3 separate regions of the Mus musculus genome follow, and regions 1 and 2 are each linked to region 3. The links are chromatin loops, found by intact Hi-C in ENCODE. Cell type or tissue: gastrocnemius. All regions are shown on one strand.

What was found. Hi-C counts contacts between places; a loop is a spot of excess contacts. Peaks named below come from ENCODE experiments on the same cell type or tissue, not always from the same donor. Only the 100,000 strongest peaks of a DNase experiment are listed, where the experiment ranks them.
Region 1: it touches region 3 in a loop (3-fold over the local background); 10 of 42 quality-filtered maps call a loop at or near these places.
Region 2: it touches region 3 in a loop (5-fold over the local background); 13 of 42 quality-filtered maps call a loop at or near these places.

The regions. Positions count from the first base shown.
Region 1 is chr12:59,216,179-59,224,178 of GRCm38, forward strand. It overlaps Fbxo33 (F-box protein 33), which reads right to left and starts at 3,305. Exons shown (of 4, transcript NM_001033156.4): 1 at 2,682-3,305. The coding sequence starts at 3,301. In gastrocnemius, a CTCF peak has its summit at 3,999; DNase peaks (open chromatin) are centred at 3,339, 3,643 and 4,891; H3K4me3 peaks cover 3,053 bases; H3K27ac peaks cover 1,927 bases.
Region 2 is chr12:59,125,419-59,133,418 of GRCm38, forward strand. All of the region lies in intron 6 of Mia2 (MIA SH3 domain ER export factor 2), which reads left to right. Among named protein-coding and RNA genes, the nearest start is that of Gm24233, 4.7 kb to the right of the region's middle. In gastrocnemius, CTCF peaks have their summits at 4,303 and 6,004; DNase peaks (open chromatin) are centred at 4,307, 5,490, 5,973 and 7,678; H3K4me3 peaks cover 4,513 bases; H3K27ac peaks cover 4,608 bases.
Region 3 is chr12:59,007,252-59,015,251 of GRCm38, forward strand. Sec23a (SEC23 homolog A, COPII coat complex component) reads right to left here and starts at 4,766. Exons shown (of 20, transcript NM_009147.2): 1 at 4,595-4,766. Gemin2 (gem nuclear organelle associated protein 2) reads left to right here and starts at 6,140. Exons shown (of 10, transcript NM_025656.5): 1 at 6,140-6,362; 2 at 6,719-6,803. The coding sequence starts at 6,226. In gastrocnemius, CTCF peaks have their summits at 3,387 and 6,125; DNase peaks (open chromatin) are centred at 2,731, 4,825 and 6,151; H3K4me3 peaks cover 5,632 bases; H3K27ac peaks cover 5,997 bases.

The DNA of each region.
Region 1 (8,000 bases), 210 kb after region 3:
CTGAAACCCTGTGTTTTATTGGCAAAGAGGTACTCTTTATTGTTGATTATCATCTGTTCTTAACACATTCAATACCAGTATGGCAGCCATAATCACTCTGACAAATCAAAACAAGCCAACTGTTATTCTCTCAGAAGATCAGTACCACTGATTATACCCTACAACTCTAGGTTAGCATAGCTCTTTTCCTGTGGGGCATGACTATGCATTGAGTAAGGCAATTCAGCACAAAGCCCGGAAGCGGAATGGCTGATACACTTCTGCTTAAAAAATGGCAGAAATCATAAAGCAAGAGCATTATAAATGAAAAGAATGTATGTTTACACTTCTTATTAGTTATTAAGTTTTTGGCGTACAGGAAGCACTCGGTTCAGTTCCCAGCAGCACTTAAACTGGCAGTGGTTGAACACACTTGTACTTCAACACTAGAAAAACAACAAAAAAACTTCTAAGTGACATTGTTAATACACTGTTTTAGGGTTGTAGTTTTTAATCACAGAGTCACAAGTGTCACTAATAGTTAAAAGCACCTATCAACTAAGCCACACCCCAGTCCAATATGATTTAATTTAAAAAGAGACAACATCAGTACAAATACGAATGTCCATAGTGAACACGCTACTAGGCACCACAGTGTACTCTCTCGTGGACAACCAACAGCTGTGAGCAGAAGTGAAAGCAGACTCAGAAGGGCAGACACACAGGGTTTCACAAACAAGTTACATTAGGATAGAAACTTAAATGGTAAGGATGAAAGAAAAAGAATTAAAGACAAAATGTGGTACAGTACTGTTGTGTATATATGCTATAGATCCATCCATAGATGATTAAAATACCAAAAAGAACTAGGCACTGAGAAGTTCTTACTTGAATCAAAGGCACTATGCCCTCCCTCCCGACTTTTTTTTTTTTTTTTTTTCAGGGCTGGTTGATTACAGAACAAATCAGCTGGTCTCTAGCTATGCTCAACTTTGAGAAAGCCCCGAACCTGATTAAGAAAAATTTTAGCTTTGGTTATCTTAACAGATAAAATCAAAGCAAGGAAGTGGAATGGGTTCACGTGAAAGCTTAGGAAACAGGGCACTGGAAAAAATGGAGCCTTGTTCCCATAAATAATTTTTTTTCTTTTTTTTTGATTTTTTAAGACAGGGTTTCTCTGTGTGGCCCTGGCTGTCCTAGAACTCACTAACTCTGTAGACCAGGCTGGCCTCGAACTCAGAAATTCACCTGCCTCTGCCTCCCAAGTTCTGGGATTAAAGACGTGCACCACCACACCAGGTCTTGTTTTGTTTCTTGAGGCAGGAGTTCACAAAGCACATGCTGGCCTTGAACTTGCTCTGCACAAGATGATGACCTTGAACTCACTTAAGCTCCCTGCCTCTAGCTCCCAGGTCCCGGGATTCCAGATCTGTATCATGCCTGGCTTCCATACACAATGAGGCTAGAATACTTACAGTTTAACCTATTTGAAGCAGGGTTTCTCTGTGAAACCCTGGCTTTCCTGGAACTCACTCTGTAGTCCAGGTTGTCCTCAAAGGCAGAGATCCTCCTGCCTTTGCCTCCCAAGCTCTAGCTTTAAAGGCGTGTGCTGCCACCACCCTGCTTAAACTCTTGATTTAATTATAGATCACGAAAATATGTATGACACATATGACTTAGTATTAATCACAATCTATTCTCAACTCTATTTAACATAAAGATGGTGGGATATAGATTGTGGAAGGAAGGACACTGCTTAGAGGAAAACTGCCACACAACAGCATGTACATCACTTGACCTAGTAAGCACCCAGTTCTGCTCTCTACAGTACAATATTTTCTGCCCTGACCCTAGCAGTGTTGGAATGTCCAATCACTAATAATTATTTGTAAACTGCTGCAATTATTTTTCTTCCAAATTAAGAGTGACATTGTAAGTTTGGAATGAATATCCAGATAAAGAAAATATAAATATGGTTTGGCAGGCACTAGACTTTCATAGGGACTCTGTGCTGGAGTCCGAATATGGGCCATGAGCTCTAGGTGGAATTACACTAAAGTCCTGATGCACAATGAGTCTCATACTTAACCCCCACAGTATGCCCAGCTCCTTTATCCCACCCCAAGTTAGGTAGCGTTACTTTTGTGTGAATCACTGGGAGTAAGTCCAGCCTGATGGTGTATGGGATGCGGCTTCAAGTCTGACAATTTTCCTCCCCTAATGATTTTAACTAGCACTCCTCCCAGTCTTTGGACATGGCCCAGGCTAGTAAAACTATTTCAGGTAAGAAAAGGACTGTTAAAGAATTCTTATAGGTTAATTCTTGTAATCATGGACATCAGCAAGGAAACTTACTCACCTCGTCACTATGAATTAATTACCCATCACCAATGGTCAAATTCAGAATCAGAAAACCACCTTATTTTTTTGTACAGGCCTCACCCTTAACTCACAACTTTCCCACGCATAAGATAATGGCATTGCCCAGCAGCTCTAGCCCATGGACAAGAACGGATGAATGAAAGCATGCCTGAGACGCTCCAGGAGTCCCGTTATCACCTCTTCTGTCTCCGGAAATAGTCTGGTCAGGAACGGATAGCTGCACCTACACAAGGCCATCCTGAGGCCGGCCGGCACACCCCACGGGATCTTTCCCAAGGCCAGCGGAAGGCCAGACCCTCTCGGTCCCCACGCAAGCCTACCTGTTGTTCCGGATGCTGAGCAGCACGCACAACACCAGCTCCAAGTAGATGCGCAGTACTTCCAGCCAGCGGGAGGAGAGCTGCAGGGCCTCCCCGTCTTCCCCTCCGGTGCCCGTGTCGGTGCCGCCGCCGCTACCGCCGTCGCCCGGGCCGCCGCCTCCGCTCAGATAATTCTCCGCGGCGAACTCAACCCGCAGCTCCCGCACGAACCAGCCGCACTTGCGCATGAGGAACTCTAGCCGCGGCTGCTCCGCGGGCGAGACGCGGAGGCAGATGCGGAGCTGGGGCCACAGCGCTGGGTAGAAGAGGCACTCCCGCCAGTGCGAGCAGGAGGCCGAGGCCCGCAGCCGGTCGGGCGCCGGCAGAAAGGAGAAGATGTGCACGATGAGCTCGCTGGGCAGCGACGCGGCGCCGGCCGCCTGCCCGCACAGAGCCATCCGGCTCGGCCGCCGGCCGCCCGTCCCCGGCCGCCTGCGCAGTCCTCGCAGCAGCCCCCGCAGCCGGCGCAGCTGCAGCAGCCGCAGCCGCTGCCGCCGCCGCCACCGCACCAACCGGGCGGCCCCGGCTCGGGTTCGCGCTCCCGGCGGTCGGGGTTGCGGCACTGACAAGAACAACAACATCAATGACAAGGAAGAAGGGGGCGGAACCGTCGTGCGCCTCGGCGGAACCAAGTGCACTCGGACCGGCTGAGAGGGGGGAAAAGCTGGCGCGGGGAGGCCTGCACGCCGCTGACTTTCCGTACCGCAAGCAAGTGCTCCCCGGCCGGCCCGGGCAACGACCTCGAAATCCTCTCTCGAACGGACCAGGGATGCGGAGGCGACCGCGCTGCTTCCGAGGAAACCGTGGTTCTCCCGGTACCCGGACGCGGAGGCTCGGTAGTGGTAGGGACTGAGAGTGACGTCACGGCGACGGGCGGAGCCTGGCGCGGCTTTGCGAGACTTCCGGAACCGGGGGAGCTCCTGGTTGCCTGGATCGCGCGGCACGTGACCGTTGACGTCAGCGACCCGGGGCGGGGCTAGAGGCGTGGGGGCGGGGCCACTCTGGGCGTCCCTCGCCGGGTAGGTCTGGCCCTTGCAGCGTGCTCGAGGCGGAACCCCGGCGTGCTGCGCTAAGTCCCGACGCTTTCTCATTCGCTGGGCTGAGGTCGCGGCGCCCGAGGGCTCGCACGCCGGCTTCTTTTTACATCTTGTTCAGAGCAGGACAAAATCGGCTTCCCAGGAAAGGCGGATCGTGGCGGCACGCGGACCTTCCTCTTCCGACGTGCGGAGGCCGCACACGCCCCATTGCTGAACCAGTGACGGCAGCGCCACCTTTCGTCTTTAGAGGGGCAGGAAAAAAATGGCTAACGATTTTCATCTTGAGGGCTGGTACCCAGACTTAAATGCTCTCTGAACCCTTGTCTGCAAAAGTTCTGTATAATTAGTATGTTTTATTAATAGCTAACGATCACTTAGTGGTAACATCAAATTAGGAAGTTAAGACAGGTTTTAATTTTCAGTTTCTTAAAGTCATTGAAGTGTTTGTGAAGAGAGCTGTGGATACCTCTTCAGTGTACCACTGTACTTCTGTAACAACACACCCCTGTATACAAAAGTAACATGGATGAAATAAAGTAGCTATTTTGATAGTCTCTGATACTCCTACAAATAAGTTGGAGAGGAGAGCTTTTCTTTAGTTTGGTGCCCCCAAAGAAAGGGATTTTAAAAACAGCCCTTCACGTTCTCAGCATGCGAAGTATCTCAGTCAAATTGTAGGAAGCAGCGATATCTAAAGGGTTAAGAGATTTTTTTTTTCTTTTCGTTTTTCGAGACAGTTTCTCTGTGTAGCCCTGGCTGTCCTGGAACTCACTTTGTAGACCAGGCTGGCCTCGAACTCAGAAATCTGCCTGCCTCTGCCTCCCGAGTGCTGGGATTAAAGGCGTGTGCCACCACGCCCGGCGTGGTTAAGAAATTTTATGTCTGCTGCTTCAAACCACACTAAGAAACTAGCTAGTCTAGATATCTTTAGCTCTGTGATGTAACAGCAGACCTTCTGTCACATTTCTTTTATACAGTTTGGTGTCACGAACCTAGTAAACTACCAATAATAGTATTTTTTTGTTTTTGTTTTTGGTTTTTGTTTTTTGTTTTTTGAGACAGGGTTTCTCTGTATAGCTCTGGCTGTCCTGGAACTCACTTTGTAGACCAGGCTGGCCTCGAACTTGGAAATCCGCCTGCGTCTGCTTCCCGAGTACTGGGATTAAAGGCATGTGCCACCACGCCCGGCTCAATAATAGTATTCTTTTACCTCTAAATTTACATCAGCTCAGTTGGTACTTTGAATAAAAAATGTATTCCAGGTAGGTCATTTCTTTGAACCCTTGTCTGTAAAATTCTATGTAATTACCGTTTTATAAGCATTCAATGAACATTAAGTGGTAACAGTAAATCAGGGAATTAAGACTTGGATTTGGACTTCAGTTTCAAAGTCATTTAAGTATTTTGAAGAGAGCCGTAGACTTCTGGAGCTCCACTTTAGTTTACACCTCTGTTATGGCTATTCTTGGATGCCAGTGTGACTATATCTGGAATGAAGTACAATCCAGAAATGGAGGGCAAACTTGTGAAAGATATTCTGCTTGGTTTGAAGTGGGTAGATTTACTTCTAGTTGGGACCTTTGAGGTGAAAGACAAGCCTGATTTGGATCTTGAGACAGGAAGACACACCTTTAACCTGGGCCACATCTTCTGTTGGAAGTCTACATGTGGGGCTGGAGAGATGGTTAAGAGCACTGCCTGCTCTTCCAGACGACCTGAGTTCAATTCCCAGCAACCACATGGTAGTTCCCAACCATCTGTAATGGGATCCGATGCCCTTTTCTGGTGTGTGTGAAGATAGCTGCAGTGTACTTACATACATGAGGTAAATAAATAACTCAATCTTTAGCCAGGCAGTGGTGGCACACACCTTTAATCCTAGCACTTGGAAGGCTAGGTAGCACTTGGTAGGTGGATTTCTGAGTTCAAGGCCAGCCTGGTCTACAGAGTGAGTTCCAGGACAGCCAGGGCTACACAGAGAAACCCTGTCTCGAAAAACCAAACTAAAAAAAAAAAAAAAAAAAGAAAGAAAGTCTATATAACTTGGAAGATTGGAAGAAGAAAGGTTCTGCTCTTTGCCTGAGTGCTTTCTCTTGTAGCGCATTCATTTTTTCCCTGGCTTTGGAGCCTACTTTGGAATTCCAGAATATACAGACACCCAGTTGAGACACTTCCAGCCTTGTGGGACTGAACAGCTACTAAATTCTTGGACTTCCCATTCACAGCTAGCCATTGTTGGATTAGCTACACTGTAGTCTGTAAGTCTTCCCAATAAATTCCATATATATGGAATATATATAAGGTCTGTGACTCTAGAGAACTCTGACTAATACAACCTCTATAAAAACAAATTACATCACAGGTGGCAAAAATATTTGAATATTTACTAACATTCCATATTTAAATTAAATTATTTCCCAAAATAGGTTTTATAGATGCTTTGTACAAACCAGGATCCAATTAAGGGCCACACTTGCATTTCTTTATGTAATTTAAAAGTTTATTTTCCTCCATTAAATAATCTGGGAAGTATTTTTGCTTTTTTCCTTAAATGTCCTCCTCTTCCTCTAGCCATACACTTAGTAGGTCTGACAACAATTCATGATTCTTGCCTAAATCAGTGTTCAAATGGTAGTAACTTTCTTTTCCATCATTGCATCTACAGTTATTAGTTTGCATTATTCTGTTGAAGAATAGAAAATTACTGGCCTCTTGTGAAAACATGAATTTTTTACCTCGGAGCCCACCCCCTCCCATCTAGAGATTGTAACACTCCTAAACTTTTCACCCCAAAACTCCTCACCCTAAAGTTCGAACCCTCCCAACTAAAAACTGTTCCAAGAACATTTTTGAGATAAAGGCCTCCTAGAACAACCTCAAAATGAACCAGGTACTCCTTAGTTACGTAGGTTCCTTGATAGGACATGACTCCTTAGTTACGTAGATTCCTTTGGCAGAACTCCCTAGTGATGTAAACTTGTACTTTCCCTGCCCAGTTCTCCCCCTTTGAGTTTTACTATATAAGCCTGTAAAAAATTTTTGCTGACCGTCGATTCTCCTCTACACCACTAGGTGCCGCTAGGTGTATGAGTTTCGACCCCAGAGCTCTGTGCTTTCATGTTGCTGCTTTATTTCGACCCCAGAGCTCTGGTCTGTGTGCTTTCATGTCGCTGCTTTATTAAATCTTGCCTTCTACATTTTATGTATGGTCTCAGTGTCTTCTTGGGTACGCGGCTGTCCCGGGACTTGAGTGTCTGAGTGAGGGTCTCCCCTCGAGGGTCTTTCATTTGGTGCATTGGCCGGGAAACAGCGCGACCACCCAGAGGTCCTAGACCCACTTAGAGGTAAGATTCTTTGTTCTGTTTTGGTCTGATGTCTGTGTTCTGATGTCTGTGTTCTGTTTCTAAGTCTGGTGCGATCGCAGTTTCAGTTTTGCGGACGCTCAGTGAGACCGCGCTCCGAGAGGGAGTGCGGGGTGGATAAGGATAGACGTGTCCAGGTGTCCACCGTCCGTTCACCCTGGGAGACGTCCCAGGAGGAACAGGGGAGGATCAGGGACGCCTGGTGGACCCCTTTGAAGGCCAAGAGACCATTTGGGGTTGCGAGATCGTGGGTTAGAGTCCCACCTCGTGCCCAGTTGCGAGATCGTGGGTTCGAGTCCCACCTCGCGTTTTGTTGCGAGATCGTGGGTTTGAGTCCCACCTCGCACCTTGTTGCGAGACCGTGGGTTCGAGTCCCGCCTCGCGTCTGGTCACGGGATCGTGGGTTCGAGTCCCACCTCGTGCAGAGGGTCTCAATCGGCCGGCCTTGGAGAGGCCATCTGATTCTTCTGGTTTCTTTTTTGTCTTAGTCTCGTGTCCGCTCTTGTTGTGACTACTGTTTTTCTAGAAATGGGACAATCTGTGTCCACTCCCCTTTCTCTGACTCTGGAGCATTGGAAGGAGGTGCGGGTCAGAGCCCACAACCAGTCGGTGGAGGTCAGAAAGGGTCAGTGGCAGACCTTTTGCGCCTCCGAGTGGCCAACGTTTGGAGTAGGCTGGCCACCTAAGGGTGCTTTTGACTTGTCACTAATCGCCGCCGTCAGGCAAATTGTTTTTCAGGAGAAAGGGAGTCGATGTGGAATCTGACCCCGTCAGGAAATAGCATTTGGCTTGGCTGGTTGTACAAGTCCAGGCGTGGACGAGTGTGCTTAGAGATACTGGTGTCTTCTTTTTCTCTGTTGCTATCTTGTTTTTGTTTGTGG
Region 2 (8,000 bases), 120 kb after region 3:
AATTTTACTCAACCCCTACTCAAGATGAAAGTCTTGTTCCAAATGGTTTCTTACATTGGTGCAGGTGTTTCTTTTATGTTGGGATCCATCCCAGGAGCAGCTTATAAAAGCATATACCTTAAAAGCTTATTCACAGGTGCAGGAAGTGCTGCTGGGTGGTTGGTTCCGGTCCAAGCTTATTGTGGGTAACTATACAAAGGAGTTCTAACTGACTTATGCTGTGAAGTTCAAGAGCACGGAATATAACAGAATGTACAATCAACTTGGGCATGAGAAAGTTTCCTTATGACCTTAGTAACAGCACAAGATGGCAGGCAAGACAGTTAAGAGTTACCAAGGCCTTAACATTTCACCTAGGCCTTAACCACAATCACCTGTAACTCCAGGTGCAGAGGATCCAGCACCCTCTTCTAGTGCCAGCACCAGGCACACACATATTTGCAGGCAAAATACTCTCATAAAATAAAAATAAATGTGTCTTAAAAATGTTAGCCTTGTGGTGGTGGCACACACCTTTAATCCCAACACTTGGGAGGCAGAGGCAGACATAACTTTGTGAGTTTGAGGCCAGTCGGGTCTATAGATTGAGTTTCAGGACTACCAGGGCTACACAGAGAAACCCTGTCTCAACAAAACAAAACAAAACAACAAACAAAACAACAGCAGAAACTTATTACTAAGTGAGATATAGCCTCACTTTAGCATTTTGCACACAAGAAATCTTTTGCAAACTTCTTTACTGTTACCTCCAAGATAATAGAGGAGGCATTTTATCTGCTCATTTACTTTGTAGGTTGCTTTCTGGGAGCTCATTGGAAAATGTAGGTAGGAAAAAGAACTATTGTAATATTGGAGTATAAGAGTCAGAGGGCCCTACCACAGGGTCTGCCCAGGAGGTGGCTTAGGTAGAAAGTGTGGGCAAAGGAGGCTAAACGTGTCCTAGAGGGGAGCATATTTGACCTAATACTGAATGAAAATTAGAGTTAGCAAAAGCAAGAAAAGATGGACATACTGTAGTGGAGATAACATTTTTAACACTCATGAAGTAGAAGGGAACATGACTTTTTTGTGAACTATACATAGGTGGTTCATCTTGGCGGAATAGGGAAGATTTCATAGGTACATGAGAATCAGATTAAGATTACATATCTCTGGCTGTCCTAGAATGTACTATGCAGATCAGGTTGGCCTGAAACTCCTAGAAATCCACTCACCCCTGCCTCCCAAGTACTGGGATTAGAGATATCTGCTCCCATGCCTGGCCTTTGTCTCATTTTTTAATGCTGGCAAATACTCATCTTAAAAATAATGCCAGCTGGCAGTGGTGGCACACACCTTTAATCCTAGCACTTGGGAAACAGAGGCAGGCAGATTTCTGAGTTCAAGACCAGCCTGGTCTACAGAGTGAGTTCCAGGACAGCCAGGGCTACACAGAGAAACCCTGTCTCAAAAAAACAAAACAAAACAAAACAAACAAACAAAAAATGCCAGCTTGGTGTGGTCTTTGATCACAGCACTTGGGATGTAGAGGTGAAAGGATCTCTGTGAGTTCTATGAATTACGGAGTTCCAGGCCAGCCAAGGCTACACACTGGGACTCTACCTAAAAACGAACAATGCTGTATAGGTCTGCCAAAAGAGTGTATGAGCTCTACTTGGTCCACTAGTCACACTTTTAAACCTCTGGCCCAACATATGGTGGTAGTGGTTGAAATGAGTGGAGGAACCATTTGGATAGGGGTCTAACTTGTAGATAGGGGTCATTGGATGTAGTAATTGATTTGTTTTAGCAAGAATTAAAGAGAAAAGTAAGATAGTTACAATGTTTGTAGCTAGCTAAGTATATGGTAGTACCACTAACTGAACAACTTTTTTGGAAACTACCTAATATATTTCCTTTTTTTTTTCTTCCTTAACTTCTTCCTTCCTTCCTTCCTTCCTTCCTTCCTTCCTTCCTTCCTTCCTTCCTCCCTTCCTCCCTCCCTCCCTTCCTTCCTTTCATTCTTTCTCTTCTTTTTGTTTTGTTTTTCTTTCTTTCTTTTCTTTTTTTTTTGTTTTTGTTTTTGTTTTTTTGTTTTTTGTTTTTTGTTTTTCGAGACAGGGTTTCTCTGTATAGCCCTGGCTGTCCTGGAACTCACTTTGTAGACCAGGCTGGCCTTGAACTCAGAAATATTGCCTGCCTCTGCCTCCCGAGTGCTGGGATTAAAGGCGTGTGCCACCACGCCCGGCTTTGTTTTTCAGTTTTTGAGGCAGGGTTTCTCTGTGTAGCCCTGGTTGTCCACTTGCTCTGTAGACCAGGGTGGTCTCAAACTCAGAGATCCACCTGACTCTGCTTTCTGAGTGCAGGGACTAAAGCCATATGCTACCACTTCCTAGAACCTACCTTCCTTTTCCTTCTTCCTCCTTCCTTTTGCCTTCCTTCCTTCCTGTCTTTTTTGAGACAGGGTCTCAGCTGGGCTGGAGTGCTCTTTGTACCACAGGCTGTTCTCAAACTGTGGCTCTGTCAGATCCCCCGCCTCATCCTCTACGTGCTGGTATTACAGGCATGAGCGACCATGCCTGACTTCATCATGTTCTTTAAGAAGCCCCTTCTCATTTAATTTTCTTTGTTAGGTTATACAAAATAGGTATTATAAAATAAAAAGATCCAGAAAGATCATTACTTTTTTTTTTATTTTTTATTTTGGTATGACTCAGTCTTAAAGATGATTATAAATGTCAGTCAGGTTAGGAGAAAAATTAGTACTAATGTTAATAGCTAGTCAGAATGAAGTCTTCAGTTTTCTGTTGAAATACTCTTTGCCTGGGTGGTGGTGATGCACACCTATAAGCCCCAGCATCCAGGAGACAGAGGCAGGTGGAACTCTCTGAGTTTGAGGTCAGCCTGGTCTACAGAGCAAGTTCTAGGACAGTTGGGACTACATATGGAAACCCTGTCTCAAACAAACAAACAAACAAACAAACAACCCCCGCAAAAGGTATTGTTGGGCTGGTGATGTAGCTCAGTGGAGGAGAAGTCTATGGGTTTAATTCCCCAGCACTGAAAACAATGGTAACAAGAAACAGTACACACACACACACACACACACACACACACACACTCTTCCCCTCCCCACCTCAGGCCAACTGTCAATTTCTAAAATGTGAGTTCATTTAAAAATTTCGGATTCCCTTGAACACTGAAAGATTGCAGTCTAGACGTCTCTAGTGCGGTGAACTGGGGCTCAACCTGACACAGCAGAGGAACGCAGACTTGTACGGTTTAAGTACACTCTGTGCACTCCGACAGCTTGCCTTCTCTCGGGCCGTCAGCCCATAATCATTGGACTAGATGTTCTGAAGAGTTTCTAACACACCTGAAATCTAGCAATCTGGGCACAGCTTTGACGCACGTATGGCATAGATCTGAAAAGCTTCAGTAAACAAACAAACAAACAAACAAAATTTGGAGCAATTTTCCAGTTAATTTTGAGTGAAAGGGGTTCTTTTTTCTTCTTCTCTAATATCTGAGGTGACTGTTGTAAGTAATTCGTATTTCAGGTAGATTATGTGTAGAGGCTTCTTCCTGGTCTCACTTGGGAACTAGAAGCACCCACAGCTTCTTAGCAACTTTATCTTATAGCGGAGGAGCCTCACGAAGTTCTAGCACCCATCTTCTCTTCCCCTGAATGCTTCATTAGTAATCAGCTCGGAAACTGCCCAGCTCCTGTTCAACAGGTAGCTCCTGATTCAATACGTTCTGAGAACTCTTACACCGAAGACTCAGAGAATAGCAATGTGGCACAACTTGTTGATTTTCCTCCCAGAGAGGAGTGCTTATGTGTGTAACACCAGTGCCTACCTAAGTGGGAGTGGCTAGTCCTTACAGCGTTGACATAGGGCCTTCATGAGGGAAACTGGTTTCTAGTCCGTGGACTAGGTGTTCTGGTTAGCAAGTGTCTAGTGTCCCTGGATATTTTTCCATAGTTATGAACACTAATAACATTTGCTGTTTATTTCCTTGAAAGAAGGCCCTTTATAAGATAATAAAACCTCATGCTTTCTTATGGAAAACCGTCTTTGAATATCGTTCCCTTGGTAGAAATTATGAACTCACTATGAATAGACTAGAATAAAATTTTCAGTGTTTCAGCGGTTGCAATCTTAGGATTTTCCTTTCCGATTGTGGATTTTAATGTGTAATATGTACGATATTTGAAAAAAATGCATATGTGCAGGCATGTGTGCACACATACATTTAACAAGTTATGAGGTCCCTGAAATTGGATTACGGGTTGGTAGTCACAGCTCCACCTATAGTACCCCTCTGTTACAGCGTCAAAACAGGATCACACTCTGTGTGGAAACGGGAGTGCAGAAGGTATTAAAATCTGGACTCTTTCTCAAGGATCTGAAGTAGTCAGGAGAGCTTTAGTTACATGTCCGGGTGTTTTAACATGAATGTCCTAGGACATGGAATTGGAAGGTCTGGGTGAGGAGGTAAGTGTCTACTCGCCAGTAATGCAGTCACAAGTTAGACTTGGGAATTGCACTGATTGTCAAGTTTACTATTTGTTTGCTTTAGGTGTGCTTGGTTTTTTTTTTTTTTCTTTTTTTTTTCTTTCTTTTAGAACTTCACTTGTCTCATTTATGCTTTTAGCATTTGTGATGATAACTATTGACCTTTGGAAAGGGCCATAGATTAACATAAGGAAGACAGACTGAGCAAAGCAAATGTTTTCTGTTTACAAATCTTAACAGCCCAATAAGATTGTAGAGCCTGTTAAGTATGCTAAGACCCACTGTAAAATTTGTATTTAATATAGTATCCTAACGGAACCTTAAACATCTCTGAAATTTCTAAAAAAACTTAAGCACACTTCTTTCCTGACTTTCATATTCACATAAGCTGATTTCAACACAGTCCAACATGTGCAGAAGTTGGGCACTACCTCAAAACAGGAGGATTGAGCAACTTCTGCTATCTCCTGATAGAAGCAGTTTCTGAAACTCCCTAGGGTGATGTGGCAAAGAACTTAGGCCTCAGTTTGGTCTTAGTAGTCACTGGCTGCAACCGTGGCTGTTTCTGATTTTGTGTGTGAGTGCTTGTGGCACGAAAGAGATGTGTTTACTGTAAGGGAAATTTACAAAGGTTTATGATTTTTATCAAGTTCTCTTGGGAGGCTGCTGCTTTTTGAGTTTCTTCTCTGAAGACTTGCGTTAGATAGTTTGGATAAGAATGATCATGTAGGTAAAGAAGACATAGAAGACAGGTTATCTTTTAAACCTTACGTTTCAAACCCTCTCTCTCAGGACTTCGTGCAATGGCTCTAAAAATAGGGCCCTAAATTTAGAGGACAAGCTGCTACATTTAGTTCTTTTGTGCGAACTCCTCGGGTCGAGCAGGAGTGCACACGGGCTCCATCTGGCACCCCGGTCCCTAGGGCTAATGCAGTTTCAGACTGGGGCGCCTGGCCAGCGCCCACCAGGTGGACCCCGGCGAGCGAGCGAACCCGAAGGCTGGCCCGACGAGGACCGACGTGTGCTCGCCCAGGACAGGTTAAACTCTGACCAGACCACACAGTTGACCCGGACGCCTTCGTGTCCAGAGTCCGAAGTGCGGACTCGCAAAGCAGGACGCGTGGGCTCGTGCGTCGCGGGCCATTTTTCTGGCCACAATTATGGCGGAGGCCGGCGTCTCTGTGACTGAGGGGTCCCCCGGGGTACGACAGTGTGGGGCTCAGGCTCTAGACGCTCGTGGCGTCTGCTCGTGGACGTGGGCGCGTTGGGAGCTCGGGTGGCGGGACTTTTTTCACCCCGGGACTGAGCCTTAGGTCCCGGGGTGGAAGGCGGCAGCCGCACGCTCCGGCTCCTCGTGCTCCGAAGTTGGAGGCCGGGGAGCGGTGCGTGGGCCCTTTAAGGTCGAGCGCGGACGTGGCCGCGGAGCTCGTGCAGTAGAAGGGGCGTCTCCGCCGCGCCGGCGAGACCAAGGCCGGGGTGGTGGGGGTGCGACGCGGGCTCCCCCCGCAGGGCCGCAGTGGTATGCGCCGGCCGCTAGTGCGTTCGCGTTCCCAGCGCTGCCCCGATCGCGTCGGGCCTGCTGCTGGCCGGCGGGCCGGCTGCGAGGCCTCCGCCCGTGGGCGCGGAGATGGCCGGGCCTGGGGCGGCGGCGGGTTGCGCGCGGCGGGTTCTGGAGCAGCTGCGCTGGGTGAGTTCTGGCTCGGGAGCCGTGGGCCCGGGGCGGCCGAGCAGCTGCGGCAGGGAAGCCGGAGCTCCAGCGCGCTCGCCCGGCCTGTACTCGGCCGCTGCTCGCCGCGGGGGGAAAAGGGGCCCCGGGATTGGGAAGGCATTGTGGACGTCCCAAAGGAGAGCGTGTTTTTGTTCCCGACCCCAAAGTCGGACGTCATTTATTTTGAACAGGGGGTCAGTTACACGTGGTTCTTCTGACTGCCGGAAACTGGAGTTTCTTAGTGATGAAACTTCTTGTCTCAAGCGGACGCCTAAGCTGGGGCCGGAACTGAGATTTTAATTCTGCATTATTTTCCCCCAGTAAAGAATGCCCTTCTGAAATGCTTTAACCATAGCGTTCTACCTCTTTTCGCGTTGTTAATGTAAAAGGTGTTCTTGTAAACTCTAGAGATAGTGAGCGCTCAGGAGCTAAAGTACATTTTTTTTTCCTGTTTTATTTTGTAATCAGGTGGCAAAGGTTTTTTTCCTTTAGTGTTTGTAGGTGTTTTGTTGTTGTTGATAATATTTCGAGACACCCCCCCCCCCCCACACACATACAGAGTTTTAGAAAACTGCATTGTATTTTTTTTAAGACCATTTAAATATTGCAGCTGTTCTGATTAACCAATTCGGGTTATCTTCTTGTTTTGTGAACTTAAAGTAGTGTTGACATGAAGGTGTTTCTTTTATTTATCCAAGTGTAGTGTAGTGAGGGCACCCGCCCATGAATGAAAAAGTTCTGTGGAGGTTCTAAATGAACTAAGGATTTTGCCACTGGCATCCAGCTGTCTTTTAAAGGAAAGAAGACACACAACTAGTCCATAGTAGCACACATACTAAGCAAGGAGACGGAGAGATTGTATGCATATTCTTGGAGGTTGGGAAAGTCTTAAGAGGCTGAGCAAATAACATACTCTGCTGCTCAGAGGATAAAGTGAGCCAAGGATGGGACGTGAAATGATGCATGCTGTAGACAGGTGGGTCCCAAGGACTGCTGTGGGGTACAGTAGAGCCCTTGAAGGCTTTTCAGTATTTTGGCTACTATAGATTTTCTTGGTAGTAGTATGCATGTAGCCTAGATGTCAGGGAACAAAACTCAAAACAGGAAATGAGAAATGACTGAGGCAGGGATACAGAAGTTTGGTCCTAAATGGGGAACTAGGAAGAGCTGAAATGGGTATAACTTCTCGATTAGTTGTGGAGAGGGGTGGGTAGTGGAGAAAATCTAGAATACTCCTAAATTTCTGGCTGTGCCAGTAGTTATTGAGATGGGGTTTATGGGAAGAGAATCATATATTGTAGATGAGAGAGAATTTTCAATCAATACCTCTTCCTTCATTGAAATCAACAATTAGTGCCCCGAGGAGATACCTGGAGTTGGAGCCTGCATACACAGTGCTAGGCTTCGGGGACCTCTAACTCTAGCACTGGTTGGAGGTGTGTGCAGGGGAATCCCAGGGGGTCACTGCTCACCAGCTTAGCAAACAGTAGGTGAGCTCTAGGTTCAGTGAGCGCGCACATGTGAGTTTAGGTGGCCGAGGAGGCCAGAAGAGGGCATCAGATACCCTGGAGCTGGAGTCACAGGTAGGTGGTTGGGAATGGCCTGCCGTGGATTTTGGGAACCTTGTGATCTCTGGTCCTTTGCAGTAGCAGTAAATGCACTTCACTGTTCACTCATCTCTCTGGGCTCGGCTGTGTGATTTTACATTTTAAAAGTATATGGAGCTTTATTTTAGCTTGATGTATGGCTTGGTTGTGAAGACCCTTGTGTGTACAGCTGAGAACGTGTTTTCT
Region 3 (8,000 bases):
AAGATATTTAAAGATCCAAAAGCCTCATAAGAATTGAGCCTAACACTCACAAGGCAGTAAGAGGAAGAGATGTTCACTCTTCAAATTGTTGACAAGAACCAGTGAGACAGGGTTAAAGGCACTTGATGGAGGGTCTGATGAACAGTTTGATCCCTGGGACCAACATGGTAGAGGGAGAGAACTGAGGTGCCCTCTAACCTCCTAATAAACAGATACAAAAATCATAAAGTTATAAAATATGCATAGTTTTTCATTATAAAGTGACAAGTTCTCATCAGACTTTCCAGGAGACCATGTAATAGTACTTCTGTCATTTCTTTTTTTTTTTTCTCTTTTTTTTATTAGGTATTTTCCTCGTTTACATTTCCAATGCTATCCCAAAAGTCCCCCATACCCACCCACCCCCATTTCTGCCATTTCTGAAGCTGGGTGGAGAATACTAATGGCATGATAAACAAAATGCCTATTAAGTGCTATCCCCAGGACTTACATCTTACAGAGCCTCTCACAGGAACTAAATCCTAACTTGTCAAAGCATTTGAGATATATAATTTTAACATAATACTTTACATTCCTAGGAGGGTTTAGGCTTCCTAGCTATTGTTTGTCGCTGTCATTGTTTTGAAAGAGTCTCACTCTAAAACCAGGTTATCCTGAAAACCTCCCTGCTCCAGCTGGGGCCTCCCAAGTGCTGGGATTATAAACATGTATCACCACAACCAGGTATCCTATTACCTTCTAACTGGCTGGCTAGGGTGCTGGCTTCCCCAGCTAGAGGACAGTCCTGCCTCTGGCTCTAAAGCTGGAAAGAGTGGTTAGTCATGAATGAAGGCTAAAGAAAACAAATGCACAAAGGTATAGAATTACAAATACTAATGCACAAAATGAAGACAATCAGGTTTAAAAAAAAATGAAGCTGGAGAGATGGCAATAGTTATGAATACTCATAGCTCTTTGCAGAACAACTTGGTTCTGTTTCCAGCACCCACATGGCAACTAACAACCATCTGCAACTCCAGTTACAGGGGCTTTGATTCTTTCTTCTGCCCCCCAAAGACACTAAGGCACACAAGTGGGTACACAGACATACAGGCAAGCAAAGAACCCACACACATTAAAAAAAAAAAAAAAAGTAAAAAAGAAACTTAAAAGGAGGTAGGCACGGATAGGGAGGTGACTCTGTGATTAGAAGCACTGGCTGTTGGGTTCAATTCCTAGTGTCCACGTGATAGCTTACATCCAGATTCTATGGCTCCAGCTCCAGGGACTCTAGTACCCTCGAGAATCTGAAGCAAGAAGCACCCACGTGGTACACAGACATTCATGCATGCAAAACATCCATAAAAATAAAACAAGTTTTTTCAATTAAATTTTAAAAAATAATTTAAAATCCATGGACCTACATTGTCAGAAGAACAAATATGGATATTAATGTTGCTAAGAGAGACAATGGGGAAAAAACCTGATTTTAAACGGATAGGATTTGTGGCCTTACTTTTAAAAGACTCCAGAAAACTCTGCTGTCTTTTCTGCATGTAAAAATAAACTACAAAGTGCCACGTACGCACCAGAAAGCAGGCCCTCACCAGATACCCAATATAGCATCTTGATTTGGATTTCTTCCAAAACTGAGAAGTTTCTAGTCAATAAAAATGCTGAGAAGACCAAGTTGGAAAGAACTTAGATGTTGTCATATCTAGGATTAATTCTGTGAGCCGTGCACACTGATGGATGAGGCTGATGGAAACCAGCAGGCTTGAATGACTTTCCATCTGTTGCTGGCCTGTTCACTAGGCTCTGTCCTCGGAAAAAGAAGCAAAAAGCCCAAGTGGTATAACCAGCAGAGAAAGGCATGGTGGTGCATGCTTGCAACCCCAGCACTAGGGGACACTAAGATAGAAGGATTGCTGTAACCTGGGCTACCAGTTGACAGAATGAAACCCTGTCTCAAAGAAACATAACTAAAAGTAGTGGGAGAAGAGCGAAGGAACAGAGGTCATACGTAAGAAAATGACTGCATGAATGAAAATCATCTTTTTTGCTTCCCCTCCCCCCTCCTCTGTTAGAATGCAGTCTTCACATACTTGTTTTATTTTTGGTTTTGTTTTTTTTAGGATATAAAAGTAAACATGTTTTTCTTTGGATCCTCAATACTGTTTAAAAGTAGAAGAAGGTCCTAAGAACCACTGCCTTCGTTTTCTCTCAGTGAGAAAGATTATTAAAAGATTCAGAAAGTGTTCACACTTAGGCAACAGCAGGGTGAAATTTCTACAGTAGGCTATGTACTGGACCCCCATCCAGAATGCTTCTTTAAATGATTCATGTTTATTGTATGTCCGCTGGTGTTTGGCCTGTATATGTCTGTGTGAGGATGTCAGATTCCCTGGAACTGGAGTTACAGACAGCTGTGAGAACATGGGTGCTAGAAAAACCCTGGTCCTCTGCAAGAGCAGCCGATGCTCTGGATGCTGAGCCAGCTCTCCGGCCCCTGGACTGAATTCTACTCCACACCCTCATATTTTATTAGGACAAACAAAGCGTCACCTGAGTGATATGTGAGCACAGTATCATCCCTCTTGCTCAGTTTTTTTCTCTCAACCTCTCTCTGCGCTCCAATGCCACTCACTGCTGTTCACTGAACATCTTAGCACTCTCACTGCCCAGCAGTCATCTGAAGCAAGCAGCACCCTGTTCTTACTTTGTCCAGCTACATGGTCATGCACAGCTTCCTTCTCTTTCCAAAGTAACCGTTCACGCTTCGAATCACAAAGCCCACCTCCAAAGTCCTGTCACAAACCTCCTTAGTGTGATGATCTATTTGGCAAGCGCCTGATCATCCAATACGAACATTAGCCGAAAAATAGAGCCAAGCTTGTTGGAACAGGACTTTAATCCTAGCACGTAGGAGGCAGAGGCAGATGGATCTCTTGTCAGTTCCAGACCTGCCATAGTAAGACCCTGTTTGAAACACATACACACACACACACATCCTGAAATATTGTTATAATGCAGATTTTACAAACTCATCTTCTTAAAACGTGATAAAGATACAAAAGGCCATTTTTTTAAAAAAAAGTCACATTTTTTCAATAATTTATTGCAGTGATGACTATTTTAATTAAGTAATTTCTCCTGATAGAGTCAAAGCCTCATGTCACTTTATCATAACACAGCAAACACTTTCCTACATCCTGAAAGGCTTCCCATAGTATCGGTTTTCTCTATTCCATTTTTACCCCCTTATGCATTCCTAATGGGAAAACATACAAATTTTAAGTAAATTAGTTATCTGTTACCACCTTACCTCCCTACATTTCAGTTGCAAGTTTTCTTTTATATATATTTATTTCATTTTTGTCTATTGGTGTTTTGCCTGTATCTGCCTGTATACTATGTGTGTGCAGTACCTGTGGAAGCCAGAAGTGGGTGGTGGATCCTCTACCAATGGAGTTGCTTGTTAACCACTAGTGAGCTGGGGGTTGAGATGAAAGGTATGTGGGTGTGTTACAAATCGTTGTAAATAGGTAATGAGGCACTGTGTGTGTAAGTGTATTACAAGAGGTTGTAAGCCAGTAGTGAGTTCTCTGTGTGAGTGTGTGTTTCTGTGCCCGTGTATGTGTGTGTATTCATGTGGATGAGCAACCAGTGCTCTTAACTTCTGAGCCATCTTCCCAGGCCCAGTTGTAAAATTTCCAATGAAATAGACTGAGTAACAAATTTTTGCTCTTGGGCAATAAACTTCTCTGGCCTTCAAATTTCACATCAGTTATGTGAGAATTTTGGGGGCAATAATAAAATTGGTCATTGAAACAATTAAAAAACAAAGGCCCTCTGATGATGCTGGAAAGAAGGAAGATGTTAGTATACATTTAAATTTAAATTTCTTTCAGTAAATGTGCCTAGCTATCCGTGGTTTAGGGTGGGGTTGTGTTAAGACAGGACAGAAGTTTAGCTGACGAGATGAATTAGACATCTCCAACTCTACTCTACCTATGGATTTATTTACCTCTTCCTGTTCCTCTCCCACAAACAGTAAAGCTCTACAGACAGAATAAATGCCCCAGTGCATGGTATTGCTCAGTTCTGAAACCTGATCATTAATAATCAAGGCCCCAGGCACTAGCTATACCTGGTGGTTTTTTCTTTAACCTTTATAAGGCCCAAGGCCGAATTACAGGTGATGTAGTCACCTGGGTTCAAAGTCTAGGGCACTCCTGGGCAGTCAAGAAACGAACCTAGAGGCCCCAGGGCACAGGAGCCTTGGGCAGGGTTGGCAAAGCGTGTCACCCAGGAGGTGGGGGTGGGTGCAGAGCCAGATGCTCAGACCCTCGGTCTCCATCCTGCTACGGTCCTTCCACCTAAACTAAGAGGACTAAAGACGAGGGCGCTCCGTCGCCATGACAAGCACAGGGTTCAGCGATCTCGGTTCGGCGCTGGGCCACAGCCTCCGGCACGCCCCGCTGCTTATGCGAGAGCACAGCCGGGACAGAGCCAACAATCCTGACACTCCGGCCCGCCGCCCGCCTCCCAGCTCCGACTAAGACCCCGGTGGAGCAGAGGTGGCTGCCACGCTAGTCCTTACCACAGTACCTACCTAGAAGCTCCGTGACGGCCACAGCCTCCGCCTTGCACAGTCGTCAGTCCGCTCCAAAGCCCTGTAGCAGCCGTGGCACCGCAATCAGGGGCGGCCCCGCCCCGCCCCCGGCCTCTTGGAGGGCCTGGGCCAGGACAACATGGCTGGTGCCGCCTCTGCCACGTCAAAGGGGAGGAGGCGGGGAGGGGCGACCAGCGAAGGGGCGGGAACAGTCCCGGAAGAGGCGGGGCGCGCAGGAGGTAATGGGCGCGTTGAGTGGCGGAAAAGATGAACCGGGAGTAATAAAGAGGGTGGGGCGAGCGTGAAAGACGGCCAAGCAAAGCGGAGGGCGGGGACAATTCAGGAAGGGGCGGGGCTAGCAGGAAGCGATGCGATAGCCAGGGCGGTGGAGGAAGGGAGGTAACCGGAGTAATAAAGGGTGGGATGTGGCCGCTCGAGGCCGTGTGTAGGATTAAGGTTAAAATACCTGACTAGGGCATTGCTAGCCCCAGAAAAAAAGAAAAAAAATGTTAACCACCAGATGTAGCTTTCACGTCTACTGTTTGCTTGAACGATTGTTTTTGTTTTCTAGTATATAGAAAAGGCTCTTGCAAGTTTTTTTCCTGACATTGTATCCGTGTCCAAAGAGGAGAAAGAACGAAGCACGAGTTAACAATTATTTGAAGTATTCGCTAGAAAATAGATGCTCGGATTCTCCTCTAATTTTGGGTTTTCGTCTGTGTGTTGTCAAGAGCCAATGAGAAGGCTTGGCTCAGGGACCTCACTTGCCTAGAACTCATAAGGCAGAAAAAGAAACTTTACTCCCAGAAGTTGTATTCTGACCTCCTCACCGACCCACAAGCAATCGCAAAATAGTAATTTTAAAGTTTTTAAGTATCTCACTCGGCTAGTGGTGATGGTTCATGCCTGTAATCTCAATAGTCAAGGTTAAAAAAAAAAAAAAAAAAAAAAAAAAAAAGGCAGCCCAGCTTACGTTACACTGCAAACTGTAGACCCTTCTAAGCCACAGAAGAGACAGTCTCAAAAACCTAAAAATTATCCTCGTGTGATACTTGGTACTCCAGAAGCTGAGGCCAGGGGATCGGATCACTACAAGTTTGAGACTCCTTGAGCTACCTAATGAGTTCCAGAACAGCCTCAACTAAACTTTAAGATGCTATCCGAAAAAGTGAAAAACAAAACAAAAAGTTCTGCATTCATCCACTCTGTTCCCCGCGAAGTCAGAAAGACACCACCCTAAGGGGTTGTAAGATTTAGACGAATGTAACGTGTTTACAAATGGTTAAAGGCTTTAGTACTCTAAAAATGACGATTATAGCGATATTGTTCATTAATTTTAAAAATATTAAAGATTTCAAAGTTCATCCTCAGTCCCTGCCGCCTACCCAAGCTTTAGACGAGAAAATGGGATTAGACAGAGCGACCTAGAAACTCTTCAGGAACCACTTCTGCCAGGAATTATTCTCGAGCGCTACATTCCACCACCGGTGCCATAAGCTTGATGCAACCAGCAGGTTTCTTGTGTGGCTCCGCCCCCTTGCGCCTGTAGCCGGTGGCCTCGGCGGAGGTCGCTTAGGCGCCTGCGCCGTGCCTACTCTGGGCGCCGATTGAGACTGGCGGGAGCGAGAACCATGGCGTGGGTTCCAGCCGAGTCTGCGGTGGAAGAGTTGATGCCACGGTTGTTACCTGTGGAGCCCTGTGACTTGACGGAAGGTTTCGATCCCTCGGTCCCCCCCAGGACGCCTCAGGAATATCTGAGGAGAGTGCAGTGAGTGATTTCGCCCCGTGCGAGTGGGCTGGTTGTCGTGCCCCTGTGTACAGCCCTGGTGCCGCGCCTGACCCTTGGTGTGCAACAGTCCCTCCTCTGTTTGCGTTCCTATCTTTCGGGAGGTCCGGGAAATTTAAGATCTTATTACACCCTACGGTTGGCAGATAACTTTTGAACTTGATTGCACGTTAAGACGTGTGTTCTTAAATTTCTTTGCTTTTCATCTAGGTGTCAGGCGTTTCGTTTTTTCATTGGGAGCTTGCACTTTTATTTCCCATTTCATAATAAAGTAAAACACATCTCTCTATTCTACAAAGCGAAATAATAAGTATCATGTATGTATTACTTAATTGTAGGATCGAAGCAGCCCAATGTCCAGATGTTGTGGTAGCCCAGATTGACCCAAAGAAGTTGAAAAGGAAGCAAAGTGTGAACATTTCTGTGAGTTTAACCAACCACCTGGGAATATTTTAACAACACACACATATACAACACGAACATTTTCCTATCATATCAAAAATATAAGTTATGGTGTGTATAAGATTAGATTGCTCCTTATAAAGTTAGGCACCACTTGGAAGCTAACACAGAGGCGTTTTGGTCTGGAGGCCAGCCTACATTGAGACCCTCTGGAAAATGTGTGTGTGTGTGTGTGTGTGTGTGTCATTTAAAAGATTACTTCCCCTACCCCCAAAAAGTACTTCAATTGTTTACTAATATTGACCTTTATAGCCGGGCGTGGTGGCGCACGCCTTTAATCCCAGCACTCGGGAGGCAGAGGCAGGCGGATTTCTGAGTTCGAGGCCAGCCTGGTCTACAAAATGAGTTCCAGGACAGCCAGGGCTACACAGAGAAACCCTGTCTCAAAACAAACAAACAAACAAACAAACAAAAGTACTTCAATTGTTTACTAATATTGACCTTTATAAATAATTAAGGATATTTTTTTCTGGATATACCTTTATAGTTATTTTTCAGGGTGGTGCATTGTACACTTTTTCAATTTGACCTGGTATCATTTTCTCAGTATAGAAACACAGCTGTCTTGGCAGCTTTCTGTCCATATTCTTTATTCATTTGCTTAGCCAGCACACTTTTTATTGAGCAGTTAGGTTGTGCTGGGCACTAAGAACACAACAGAGGATCATAAAGAAAAGGTCCCTAAAGACCAGGCCTGTTGGTAAGCACGCTTGTAATCCTAGCACTTGGAAGTAGAGACAAAAGGGTCAAGAAGTCCAGATCATTCTCAACTACATAGAAGATTCCAGGCTACCCTGGAATATATAAGACTCTCATCTCAGAAACAAAGGAGAAAACTTCCCTATGCTTGTACAGTATCGGTCTCCTGAAGGGCACAAAGAATAGCCAAATAATTACATCATCTGGTCATTGCATGAAGAAAATAAACAGCACTCAGTAGTCAAAACTATAGGGCTAGAGAGATGGCTCAGTGGAGTCCTTCCAGAGGATGCAGGTTCAATTCTGAGCAGATAGTGGCTCACAACCATCTCTAGCTCTAGTTCCAAGGGCTCTGATGCTCTCTTTACACCTTTTCAGGTACCACGCGTGGATATGATACATAGACATGCATGCAGACAAAACACTCATACACATAAAGTAAATAAAACTTTTTAGTTT